Linked DNA regions of Homo sapiens: all the other regions are linked to region 3. A link is a contact called in ENCODE Hi-C or POLR2A ChIA-PET data. All regions are on one chromosome and are shown on one strand. Each heading gives the region's core, a stretch centred on a gene start or an enhancer-like site at or near the end of the contact. The rest is flanking DNA. Distances are from core to core; before and after follow the strand shown. Region 1 holds the start of CACNG1 (calcium voltage-gated channel auxiliary subunit gamma 1). Region 2 overlaps PITPNC1 (phosphatidylinositol transfer protein cytoplasmic 1). Region 3 holds the start of HELZ (helicase with zinc finger).

Region 1 (3,496 bases), core at 37-2,536, 200 kb after region 3:
ACAAAAGGACAGGTGGAGGTCGGGCATGGTGGCTCACGTCTGTAATCCCAGCACTCTGGGAGGCCAAGGCAGGTGGATCACCTGAGGTCAGGAGTTCGAGACCAGCCTGACCAACATGGTGAAACCCCGTCTCTACTGAAAGTACAAAAATTAGATGGGTGTGGTGGTGCATGCCTGTAATCCCAGCTACTGGGGAAGCTGAGGCAGGAGAATCGCTTGAGTCCAGGAGGCAGAAGTTGCAGGGAGCCAAGATCATGCCACTGCACTCCAGCCTGAGCGACAAAGTTGTCTCAAAAAAAAAAAAAAAAAAAAAAAGAAGGTGGGGGCAGGTGGCTCACCTACAGCCTACAGCCATGTCCTGCTTCACAGACATTCAACCTGTGCAGCTGCTCCAGGCCCAGAGCCCACAAGGGCCCATGTGTGGTTTCATGTGCTGCTGTCACTGCCTTGAAATCCTTGGTAATTTGGAGCAAGGAACCCTGCATTTTCATTCTGCACAGGACCCTGCAAATTCCATCGCCTATGCTCTCTCCTCTCCTGCCTTGAGGCCAGGAACAAACCTGCCAGCCCCATGGGTCCCCCTAGCCTGAGGACACAGAGCCACCTAGCTTTTCTTTGCAGGGAGAGAGTGAGCAGGTGGGGCCCAGAAGTCCCTGGGCTGGTAGAGCTGCAGTTCCTTTCTTGAGCCTGCCCAGCTCTCTGCTCTGGGCAAAAAGCCCCAAGGTCCAGCCAGACAGAAATAGCTGGGACAAACGCCCTCGTCTTACAACCCAGCCCCAGCCACCAGCACCACACATGCAATTCATATCTTCTTCCCTGGGCAGAAAAGGCTGGGCGGCTGCCCTATTTCTAGGCAGAGAAACCTGCCTTCCTTCGCAAGGGCAACTTTGCCAGGGGGATGACGGGGAAGAGCAGGAGGTGGGGATCGGGACGGAGGGTGGGTACGTTACCCCCGGGCAGGGTGATGGGCCCGCAGGTCTTGCTGTCGTCCATGGGGATGCGCTTGGTACAAATCCGCCAGAGGCCGAAGTGGGCCGCCTCGCAGGTAGTGTTGTGGTGCTCCATGTGGGGGCTCAGCACAGCCCAGTGGTCGGTTACCACGGCTGTCATGGCCAGCACGATGCCTGCCAGGATGCAGAAGAGGGTCACGCGGACCTTCAGCATTTTGGTCTGGGACATGGTGGTCGCCGAGGCGTGGGTGCCCTGGGCAGGGTCCGGCGGCTGCGTCTCCTAGGGCAGGTGACAAGCCGAGCTTGGGGGGTGGCAGTGGTTGTCGAGCTGGGAGTGGCCACTAAGTTTAGTGTGCCTGGCTGAGCCAGAGTGGGCTGGCCTTGGGGCCGAGGGACGCGGGACGTGCTGAGCAGCTGCCCAGACGCGTCAGGGGCCTGAGGGAGGCTGCTATTAATGCCCATCTCCAGGCGTGGCACCGAGGACAGCTTCTGCTCGGGTTTCAGGGTTTTCTGCCCCTCTGGGAGCCAGAAATACCCCAGTGCGGCGGGGCAGGGTGGCAAGGAGAGAAGGCTCTGGATGGTAGATTGAGGCCTCTGTGAGTAGCAGCTCAGGGTGCCTGAGTTGGGAGAGGGCGAGAGGTGGGCAGCAGGGCCCCGGGGGTGGGGATCTGCCTGCTCTGGGCTGATGGGAAAGGGCAGCCCAGGCCAGGGGAGGAGACCAGGAGCTGCGGGCTGCACGGCTGTCCCGGGCTCCCACGGGGTAAGCCTGTTACCGGCAGGGCAGTGAGTAGGTTCTCATCCTGGGATCTGAGGGGCTAGGATTCTGTCTAATGACATCCCGGGAACCCAGTCCAGGGCCTGTGGAGTCCACCTCTTAGGCAAGCGTTTTAGCCACAAACCCCACGGCATCCCCCAAACCATAGGAAGGTTTTAGGTGGTTCCCAGGTCTGGCCTTACCCAACTCTGATCCCTCCACGAGAACATTACTTCCTTTTCAATTCTCTTTCCATCCCCAAAACTGGGTCCAGAGCAAAGCTCTGTTCGAGGTCAGTGTCATTATTGCCTGTAAAGTGTCCTTTGAAACAAAGCGAGAACGGCCCGAAGAGGACGAGGAATCCTGCTGGACTTGGTCATTCTGTTTTTCAGGGCACTGTTTGGTTTTGCCTTCTATTAACAGCAGGTGATAACGACTTTCCAGTTATGTTTGAATTTGAAAAATAAGTGTGTGAGTAAAAAAGAATGAATAGGTTGATTTATAGGGGATCATTAGGAGCTCATGGGCGTGCAGAGAACACAGAAAGCCCGGGATCGACCACCCTCCGACGGTCCTGTGCACCCGCCTGGCCCCCAGGCTGGTCTCCGAGGCTCCAGCCTCTACATCTCTCCTGGGTTGTGTCATCTCTTCCTTCTCGGCTCACAGGGTGGCCCTTTTTGGGTGTAGCCGAGAGGCTGACGCATGACCAGGAATAGCCTCCTGAGCTGGGTGGGGCCTTGAGCTTCAAAATCCTGGCCTCAGATTGACACGATTTACAGAGACTCTGCCCATGTGGACAGAAATGTTTCGGCCTCCAGCCTTAGAATCACAGAAAGTTCATGATGATGATAATCAGAACAGTGGCTCATCTTCAGTGAGTGCTTACTATCTACCAGGTACCCTGCTAAGCCTTCATCCATTGTCACAGTTACTCTTCACACCAATCCACAAGGGGACTACAACGGTTACTGCCATTTCACAGACAAGGACATGGAAGCTCAGAGACATGAAGTCACTTGTCCAAGGTCACACAGCGAGAAAATGAGGAATCCAGGTTTCAGGACCCAGAGCCCAAAGTCATAACGAATGGTTGGAACTGGGAAGAAACTTCATGATCTATTGTGACAGATTAGGAATCTGCAGCCCAGAGAGGAGATGTGAGGAGCCAGGACTACCTGGTGAACAGCCCCAGGGCTGAGCTGAACCCTCGCATCTCCAGCCACTGGCTTGTGCTTATTGCAGTTCCATCCAAACTTCCATATTTTTAAAATCAGTCTCTCATACATATTACAATCTCCTGAGAGCTTATCTCCCCACTGTTCTCATCTCTGCTTCCCTTCCTCCCTGTCCCCCCACCTCTGTGTTCCCTGTGGGTGCTAATCCATCACAACTGACTGATCACTGACTGACTGTTGACATATGCCACCGCCCCTGCTTCAGCTCGTGGAGAAACTGCCTGTCACCAGGTGGGTAGACCATCTCCATGGGGAATTCCCAGAAGCTGGGACATGGCTGCAGCCTCTGAGCCCTCTCTTGTTGTTTGTGGGGGCCCAGCTTCAGGATCCTGGCACCTGGGGATCTCAGGAGGTGCTGTACAGCTTGATTAGACCTACTGAGTGCCAGGCACCCAGCAAAGCAGTAGCTGGGGAGCCAGAAGAGGGTTCCAGTGTTTTAAGACAGAAAATCTAGAAAGAAGCTATTTAATTTTAGCATTACAAGTAAATACAGTGTCATTGGAAAAATGAAAGTGTCTTTTGAATTTCCTGGTGTGGTGGGGGTGGATGCCCTAAGC
Region 2 (3,807 bases), core at 583-3,082, 230 kb before region 3:
GTAATCCCAGCTACTTGGGAGGCTGAGGCAGGAGAATCGCTTGAACCCGGGAGGCAGAGGTTGCAGTGAGTGAAGACTGTGCCATTGCACTCCAGCCTGGGCAATAAGAGTGAAACTCCATCTCAAAAAAAAAAAAAAAAAAAAAAGAGCTGGGTGTGTTGGCACACACCTGTAGTCTCAGGTACTTGGGGGGCTGAGGCAGGAGGGTCCCTTGAGCCCAGAAGGTAGAGGCTGCAGTGTGCTGCGATCATGCCATTGCACTCCAGCCCTGGTGACAGAGACCTGTCTCATAAATAAACAAATAAGACATCCTCCACAGACACCAATGGATAGCACTGTATGTCTGATCTCAAAAGCAACACTCAGAGTTTCCAAACTTCGCCATGCACAGGAATCATCTGAGAACCTTGTTGCAATGCAGGTTCTGATTCAGAGGGTCTGGGGTGGGGCCTGAGACTCTGCATTTCTAACAAGCTCGCAGGTGATGCTGATGCGACTGGTTCATGGACCACACCTGGAGGAGAAGCGCTTCAACCCCAGGCAGCAGGTTAGAATCACAGCCCAGGACCCAGCCCTGGCCCGGCCCCGTTAATCCATATATCTGGCCAGGCACAGTGGCTCACACCTGTAATGCCAGAACTTTGGGAGGTGGAGGTGGGAGTATTGCTTGAGCCCAGGAATTCAAGACCAGCCTGGGCAACATAGTGAGACCCCATCTCTACAAAAAAATAAACAAAAATTAAAAAATAAATCTGTATATCTGAGAGTGAAGCCAACCACTAAGATTTTTTTTTGTTTCCCAGGTGATTCTTATATGCATCCAGAGTTAAGAACCCACTGGCTGAACTAATTCCAGCTCTTGCTATCAAGCAGACATATGGACCTAAGAAATTTAGTCTCTAGGCCGGGCGTGGTGGGTAACACCTTAATCCCAGCACTTTGGGAGGCCAAGGCGGGTGAATTACCTGAGGTCAGGAGTTCAAGACCAGCCTGGCCAACATGGGGAAACCCCGTCTCCACTAAAAATACAAAAATTAGCCGGGCATGGTGGTGCATGCCTGTAATCCCAGCTCCTCAGGAGGCTGAGGCAGGGCAATCACTTGAACCTGGGGGGACAGAGGCTGCAGTGACCCAAGATCGTGCCACTGCACTCCAGCCTGGGTGACAAAGCGAGACTCCATCTCAAAAAAAAAAAAAAAGAAAAGAAAGAAATTTAGTCTCTAGGAATCTGTTTCATCATCAGAAATGTGGGGATGTGTTGGTATAAATGGATTGGTATCAAGACAAATTTAGTCTTTGAAAGCACTTTGGAAGGGGATAGAATATAATAGTTGTTTTGCATCATATTATCATAGCTTCTTTGATTAGAGTGAGGAGTTAATACTGTCCCTCAATATCAAATTCCACAAATAAGGACTGCATGCTAGCTCTATGGGAGACACTGGGGTTTTTTTACGTTAGAGACCGCTCTGTTGCTCTGTTAACTTCCCACAGCCCAATGCCTTAACTGACAGTCGACTGAGAAATGGATTGGAGGTCCCCATGGCATCCCAGCCAGAACCTTGAAAAATCCTCCTAAAATTGTTTCAACTATGGATTCCTGGCACTGAATCCTGATTGTGCTTACTGATGCACAACCTACAAAGCAAACACGCATTCCCTCCCCTTCCAGTCCTCCCTAATCCTGCCAATCCTATCCTCCCAGGTGGTAACAAGGTTCTCTGCTGCCAACTTTCAACTTTCTGTGCAATAAACAAAGCTCCCTCGCAGCAAAGGGCATCAGTTCTGCCAGCCACCAACAGATGGCATCAGCGGCTGTACGAGGTCGTCGCAGCCTCTGCCTTGGCCTTGTTCCTCAATCTGTCGTGTTCGCTATGTTTGAAATGGCAGTGTCTTGTTAAAAACGTAGGGAAGGTGACAGAAAATTAGGCCCCAGTGCAAGCATCTTTGGACAGTCAAATGAGAGTTGTAAAGGAGTAAGAGTCCCAAACACCCCGGGCTGTTTTATGAAACAAACCAATGTTGTACCCAGCTCGGTAGGCGTCACGTTGGATTTAGAACAAATGGGCTTTCAGAAATTAACCTATGAGAAGAGCTGCTGTGTCCCCAACTGTGATAACAATCAAGTTGCTTCCCACGGCCCACACAGAAACCGCGCAGAAAGCAAAACACCCTCCACCGCGAGGAAGGCTAGAACCACGGCAACGCTTTTCAGAACCAAAGACCCTCTGCGAACCAGAACTTCATTTCCTCTTCATTCATCTGTGCTGTGTGCTGAAAGGACCATCCGCTATTCCCAAGAAAGCAGGGCCCTCCCTCATCCATAGCGTCAACGTTGAGTGTTCACACTAGAGCAGCTTAGCTCTTTCTGCAGAAAATTAATAGGTGAATGCCATCATCTTAGTCTTTCAAAGTAATGGTCAAGAATCCCGTGGGCTGGATGCAGTGGCTCATGCCTATAATCCCAACACTTTGGGAGGCTGAGGTAGGAGGACTGCTTGAGCCCAAGAGTTTGAGACCAGCCTGAGCAACACAGTGAGTCCCCCTCTTCAAGAAAAAAAAAAAAGCCGCCGGGCATGGTGGTGTGCACCTGCAGTCCTAGCTTCTCAGGAGGCTGAGGTGGGAGGATTGTTTGAGCCCGGGAGGTCAAGGCTGCAATGAGCTATGGATCATGCCACTGCACTCCAGCCTTGGCAACAGAGGGAGACAAAAAAATAAAAATAAAGAGAAGAAGAATCCTACGGATTGCCAGAATTGTGTGTGTTAATTTTAGATCTGTGGTTCTCAGCATGGGGCGATTTTGCTCCCCAGGGCACATTTGACACTGCCTGGAGACATTTTGGTGGTCACTGCTGGGGAAACAGGAGAGGGCACTAAAGCATCTAGAGGGTAGAGGCCAGGGATGCTGCGACACAGCCTGCAATGCACAAGACGGCTCCCACAACAATGAATTATCTGCTCCAAATGTCGGCAGGGCTGAGGTTGAGAAACGTTACTCTAGAGGCCAGGAATTTTGGCCAAGACAATTAAAATTCCAAAAGTCAACTTCCCATTGTCGTCACAGAAAACATCTTGACGGAGAAGACAAAAGCTAATTAGTTGGAACTCCTTCAAGTTCTCCTTCCTGACATGGAAATCGACCCTCCCAAACTTTCCTCTTACCCATTTGTGGGAACAGGGTGTCCCTTGTTTTTGCCAAGACCCCCACCTCCGGATCTCCTTCTCACTGACCTTCCTAGGAACTTCGCTCCATCCACCGCCCATTCCTCCCCCAGCATCTATGCTCCTCCTCCCCACACCTCCTGCTACCTGGCTCACAGTTAGGTTAACTTAAAGTAGTCCATTTTCCCATCTTAAAAACATCTCTCACCCAGAGAATAAAATAAGTACTTGTGAGTCCACACTGATATAAATAAATGAGAGGATAGATAAACAAATACCTGGAGAAGAAACAAATTTCCCTTACAGAAGAATTCCATGTAATAAAGGCAGAAGGCATGGGAGAATAGAAAATCACCAGGAGAACATTACAGTAATAATAGCTGCAGGCAGGGTCCACTGAGGAATGTTAAGTTCATGGGCAAACTTTAAGGGGAAACAGGATACCTGCATAGGCTCAACACATCCCTCCAAAAACATTTATTAGCCAGGTGAGGTGGCATGCACCTGTAATGCCTGCTACTCTGAAGGCTGAGGCATGAGCATCACTTGAGCTCAGGAGTTCAAGGCCAGCCTGGGAAACATAACAAGACCCCATCTCCAAAAAATATTAAAAAGCACACCAGGGCCGGGGGCGGTGGCTCACAC
Region 3 (3,752 bases), core at 752-3,251:
TTAGGTGGGTGCAAAAGTCACTGCGGCTTTTGTCATTACTTTTGCATAAACTCAGACCACATACCTAAAGGTGCCATGCAAACAAAACCACCATTAAGCCAGTGCATACCAGTGGCTAAATAAGTGCAAAAGAGGAATTGGAAAAGAAGCACCTGGGGTACCCTGGAAAGAGACATTGGAGCCTTCTTCAGACGGGCCAAGCATTCCCTTTTCCAGCAGGAGGGGCGCTGCCTCCCCCCAGCCTAGCCCATGCCCTTGGTGGCTACCTTGCTGGGCCGTCTAAGAACCTGGCTCCAGGCTCCAGTTTCTCCACTTATTCCGAGGTGAGAAGCAGGTGACTCAGGGGAGGTTGCTCCCCAGCACGCTGCGTTCTTGGCTGGGAATGACTCACTACCTCGTTCCCTCCTTCACGAGTGACCCGGGGCCAATCCCTTAATGTGTCTACACCTTCTCATCAGACCGGGACAATTGCCTGGTGGAGTTTTTGGCTCCCCAGGGGCAGGGCTCCTGTCTGCCACCGTTCACGTTCCTAGTGAGGCTGTTGATAGGGTCTGGAGGAGCGTAAAATCCTCGGGTAGATCCAAGGCCCCAGGCCCTCCCCGTGCACCGAAAGAGGGTTTTAATGCCAGTGCTTCTGCGGTCTTCTAAAGGTAGAGCCGTTCAACAGCATTTTGTACCGAATACAATTCGCAAGCATTCCTGTCTTGGAGAATTTTCTTTTGGGTATCTCCTTGTTGTAAAAACTTGCTTGGAAAAAAAAAAAAGCAACTGGAGCAGGCCTCCAAAGACAGCAAAGCAGGGACCAGAGGCTCTGCGGAGAGCGCGGGAGGAGGCTGACCAAGGGGCCTCCGTTGCTGGGGGGACCTGGGCGGCTGGACGCCGGGGTCAGTACGCTGCTCGCCCCGCGCAGCCGAAAGCGGGCGTGGTGTCGCGGGGAGAGGATGCCCGGCAGCAGTGTGGCCGGCGGGCTGGGGGTACTCGCCCGGGTCAGAGACCTCAGCCCGCGCCAAGGCGCCCCACACTTTCCAGCGCAGCGGGTCGCAGCCCGGAGACGCCGGGCGTCCCCACCTCCAGCCTCCCGAGCTGCAGCGGCGCCCGCGGTTCTCCCCCGACCCGCCAGGTGGACCCGGACTGGCGCACCCTGCTTTCCGCCCGGGACCCTCCCCCGAGCCCTGGCTGCCTCCGCGCCCCGCCCCGCCCGGAGCCCGCAGCCGGCGCCCCGGATTACCTGCCCCGGAGTCACAGTCCGCAGCCCGGACGCTCCCAGGGTGGCTCCGCGGAGCCTGGAGCCACATTCCTAGGGGAGGGGTCCCCACCTAGAGGGTCGCGGATCACGTTACCCGCCCGGAGGAGGAGACCGCGGGACACAGAGTAAACAAGGGGTAAAAAGTTGCATTTGGCTCAATTTTTTTTTTTAAATCGTGCTTCGACGCTGGTGGACTCGGGGACACGGCGTCCTCCCAGTTCCCGGAGCCCAACGGCCCCGGGGCGGTTTCCCAGGGCAGAGGCACCTCTCCGGGCGGCGGGTGCGGAGCTGGTCTGCGCGGCCTCTGAAGGCGACCCCGGCCGCTCGCGGGCTTCCTGGAAGCGCGGCCGCAGGAGCAGAAACGCTCACATCCACGCGCACAAATAAATCCGCGAGCAGCTCCGCGCCGCGCCGCGGGCGGCAAGGAAACCTCGGGTTGATTCAATGCAGACGCGGGGCGTCTGCCCGGGCAGGAACGCGGCGAGGCGAGAGGACCGGGCGTGGGGGCAGGGAGGCCGGGGCAGGAGAAAGGGAGAAAACCCCAAAGCCACGTTTTAAAAATGCGGGTGAATTTTCAATGCCGTCAGCCCGGGGGAGGGGAAGGGGCCAGCTGCGGGCGCCGGGGTCGGCAGTCCACCCGGGGCAACTTTCCGGGCGGGAGGCGCGGCCGGAGGGGGCGGCGCCGGCGGCGGGAGGCGGGAGTCGGGGGCCGGGGGGAGTCACTTTAAAGGCTCTTTCTTACCCATAATGCTTTGTGGGGACGTTGACAAGTGGATCCAAGATGGCGTAGAAAGTAATGACAGGTAAGTCCTGACTTCCCCCTTCTCTGCTCCTGGGGCCGCTCCGCGAGCTCCCGGAGCTCTCCGGGGAGGGGACCCGACTCCCCTCCGGTGTCCCGGACCCCGGGCGCGGCGGCCCCGGGGCAGGCTGGGGGCCTGGGCGGCCCGCGGCTGGGCCTGGGAAGCGCGGCTCTTCGAGGCGAGGCCCGGACGCTGGGGCTGTTTACAGCTTCTTCCCCTACTTAGTCCCCTTCCCCTCCGCTGGGGCCCGCAGCGTCCTGGGCCCTGGCAGGAGAGGGGGCCTTGCACGCCTGGCCCGGGAGCCTGCGGGAGGTTTCTCCGGCCCAGAGCACTCTGGGAGGGGGACTCGAGCCTCCCGGCACGTTCCCCTCCTCCGGGTCGCGGCTGGGGGTGGGGAGCGTGCGGGCCTCCCACGCCCCGCTCGATGCCCCCCCTCAGGCCTCGGACTTCCACCGGGTGGGGTGGGGGCTGGAGCGGGGGCGTGGGGAAAAGTGGGTCAGGCGTGCGCCCCCTCCCTCCCCCGCGGAGGGCTCTCGGCCCGAGATTCACTTTCTTCCCCCCTTTCCCCGCCCCCTCCTCGGAAATGCTCTTTGGCCCACAAGCACATCAACAAAAATAAAGATAGGCTCTCTTTTCCTGGAGATTCCTTGAGAGTACTCCAGTACCCTTTTCAAGGGCTCACAGACTGCAGTCTTACCTAGGGAACTTCGATTCCTCTCCCCTAAATTATTGGAGCCTTCTGCACCCTCGCCTTTGCTGAGAAATCTTCAGACAGGGCTGGAAGCCAGGGTCCTCTGATTGTTCTTGGATCGGGATCCTCAGGTTTTGTTTGCAGTTCAAAAATTGTCATTCCTTCTCCCTCACAACTTAACACTTCTCAGGCAAATCATTAATATAATAAAAAGTGTAACTTCAGAGACAGTGGATTCCTGGAGCGGGGGAAGGAGGGAGGAGTTGTCTGTCTTGCCTAGTTTGTTCTTAATTTTGCTCTCTCTTAAACTCATATTAATGAAATTTCCTCTCCTTCATTTCTTTATGTTTTTGAAAGTAAGGTCAGTCTGTGTTGAAAAAGATGATTTTATTATGTTTTTGAGTTTTAAGAGCATTGTATAATCTATTCTTTTACCTTACTGAAAGGAAATGTTTTAAGGTCAAAAACCAGACTCATTTGCAAAGCTGCACACTGTACCATTTTTGTAACTTTTTCCATTTTAAATGTAGATGCCCTTTCACTTCAGGCTGATAAAATGTTTGCTACTGATAATGTCTGTTACTGGTGTTGTATGGAAACATCTTTTCTATTTGCCTCAGGATTTGGATGAAGTAATGGATCACTAATGAACTACAGTGCTGGTGAGATGTGTAAGGTGAGACTGCAGTTAAAAATGATTTCCTTTTTTTCCTTCTTTATTTTAATCAACTGGTAAGAGTAAGGCTGAAACTGAGTAATTTGATGGGGCCATCTTTGTTTTCCAAATGTATCACTCAGTCAGTGGGTCTATGGGCAGGGCTAGATTTAGAAAGGAAAAATATGTTGAATGTACCAATCTTTTCAGTTGCTCCAACATACTCAAACATAGTGGTACTTAACTAAGAGCCAAATGTTACTTGCAGCTATTCTTGATCAGTATCTTCACCAGGGATAATTATAGTTTGCCTATTCAAATTTTCTTGCGTAACTTTACTTGGATGTCTTAATTTTATTT

Evidence for each region. Hi-C counts contacts between places; a loop is a spot of excess contacts on that map. ChIA-PET counts read pairs that join two places held with the same protein, here RNA polymerase II (POLR2A). Pooled maps may share reads with other maps.
Region 1: a map of gastrocnemius medialis shows a loop between it and region 3 (2.1-fold over the local background). The contact joins the promoter of CACNG1 here to the promoter of HELZ in region 3. A Hi-C loop is called at or near these places in 1 of 168 maps with a recorded cell type or tissue (gastrocnemius medialis) and 2 of 50 pooled maps. POLR2A ChIA-PET finds 5 or more read pairs at or near these places in 3 of 52 experiments (H1, activated CD4-positive, alpha-beta T cell and activated naive CD4-positive, alpha-beta T cell).
Region 2: a loop to region 3 is called in a pooled map, with 4 times the contacts of the local background. The contact joins the enhancer-like site here to the promoter of HELZ in region 3. A Hi-C loop is called at or near these places in 7 of 50 pooled maps. POLR2A ChIA-PET finds 5 or more read pairs at or near these places in 3 of 52 experiments (CD4-positive, alpha-beta T cell, HCT116 and activated T-cell).

Annotation. Positions count from the first base shown.
Region 1 is chr17:67,042,344-67,045,839 of GRCh38, reverse strand. CACNG1 (calcium voltage-gated channel auxiliary subunit gamma 1) reads right to left here and starts at 1,286. Exons shown (of 4, transcript NM_000727.4): 1 at 951-1,286. The coding sequence starts at 1,179.
Region 2 is chr17:67,473,581-67,477,387 of GRCh38, reverse strand. The region is part of intron 1 of PITPNC1 (phosphatidylinositol transfer protein cytoplasmic 1); the gene reads right to left. Among named protein-coding and RNA genes, the nearest start is that of MIR548D2, 3.9 kb to the right of the region's middle. Within about 2 kb of position 1,832, at least 21 of the 41 ENCODE cell types and tissues checked have a DNase peak (open chromatin) inside an H3K27ac peak, as active enhancers do; they include CD4-positive, alpha-beta T cell, where a contact is called at or near this core.
Region 3 is chr17:67,243,445-67,247,196 of GRCh38, reverse strand. HELZ (helicase with zinc finger) reads left to right here and starts at 2,001. Exons shown (of 33, transcript NM_014877.4): 1 at 2,001-2,049; 2 at 3,358-3,413. HELZ-AS1 (HELZ antisense RNA 1) reads right to left here and starts at 2,421. Exons shown (of 4, transcript NR_136398.1): 1 at 1,989-2,421. RefSeq lists silencers at 984-1,183, 1,194-1,283, 1,834-2,323, 2,424-2,473 and enhancers at 803-1,789, 1,790-2,777.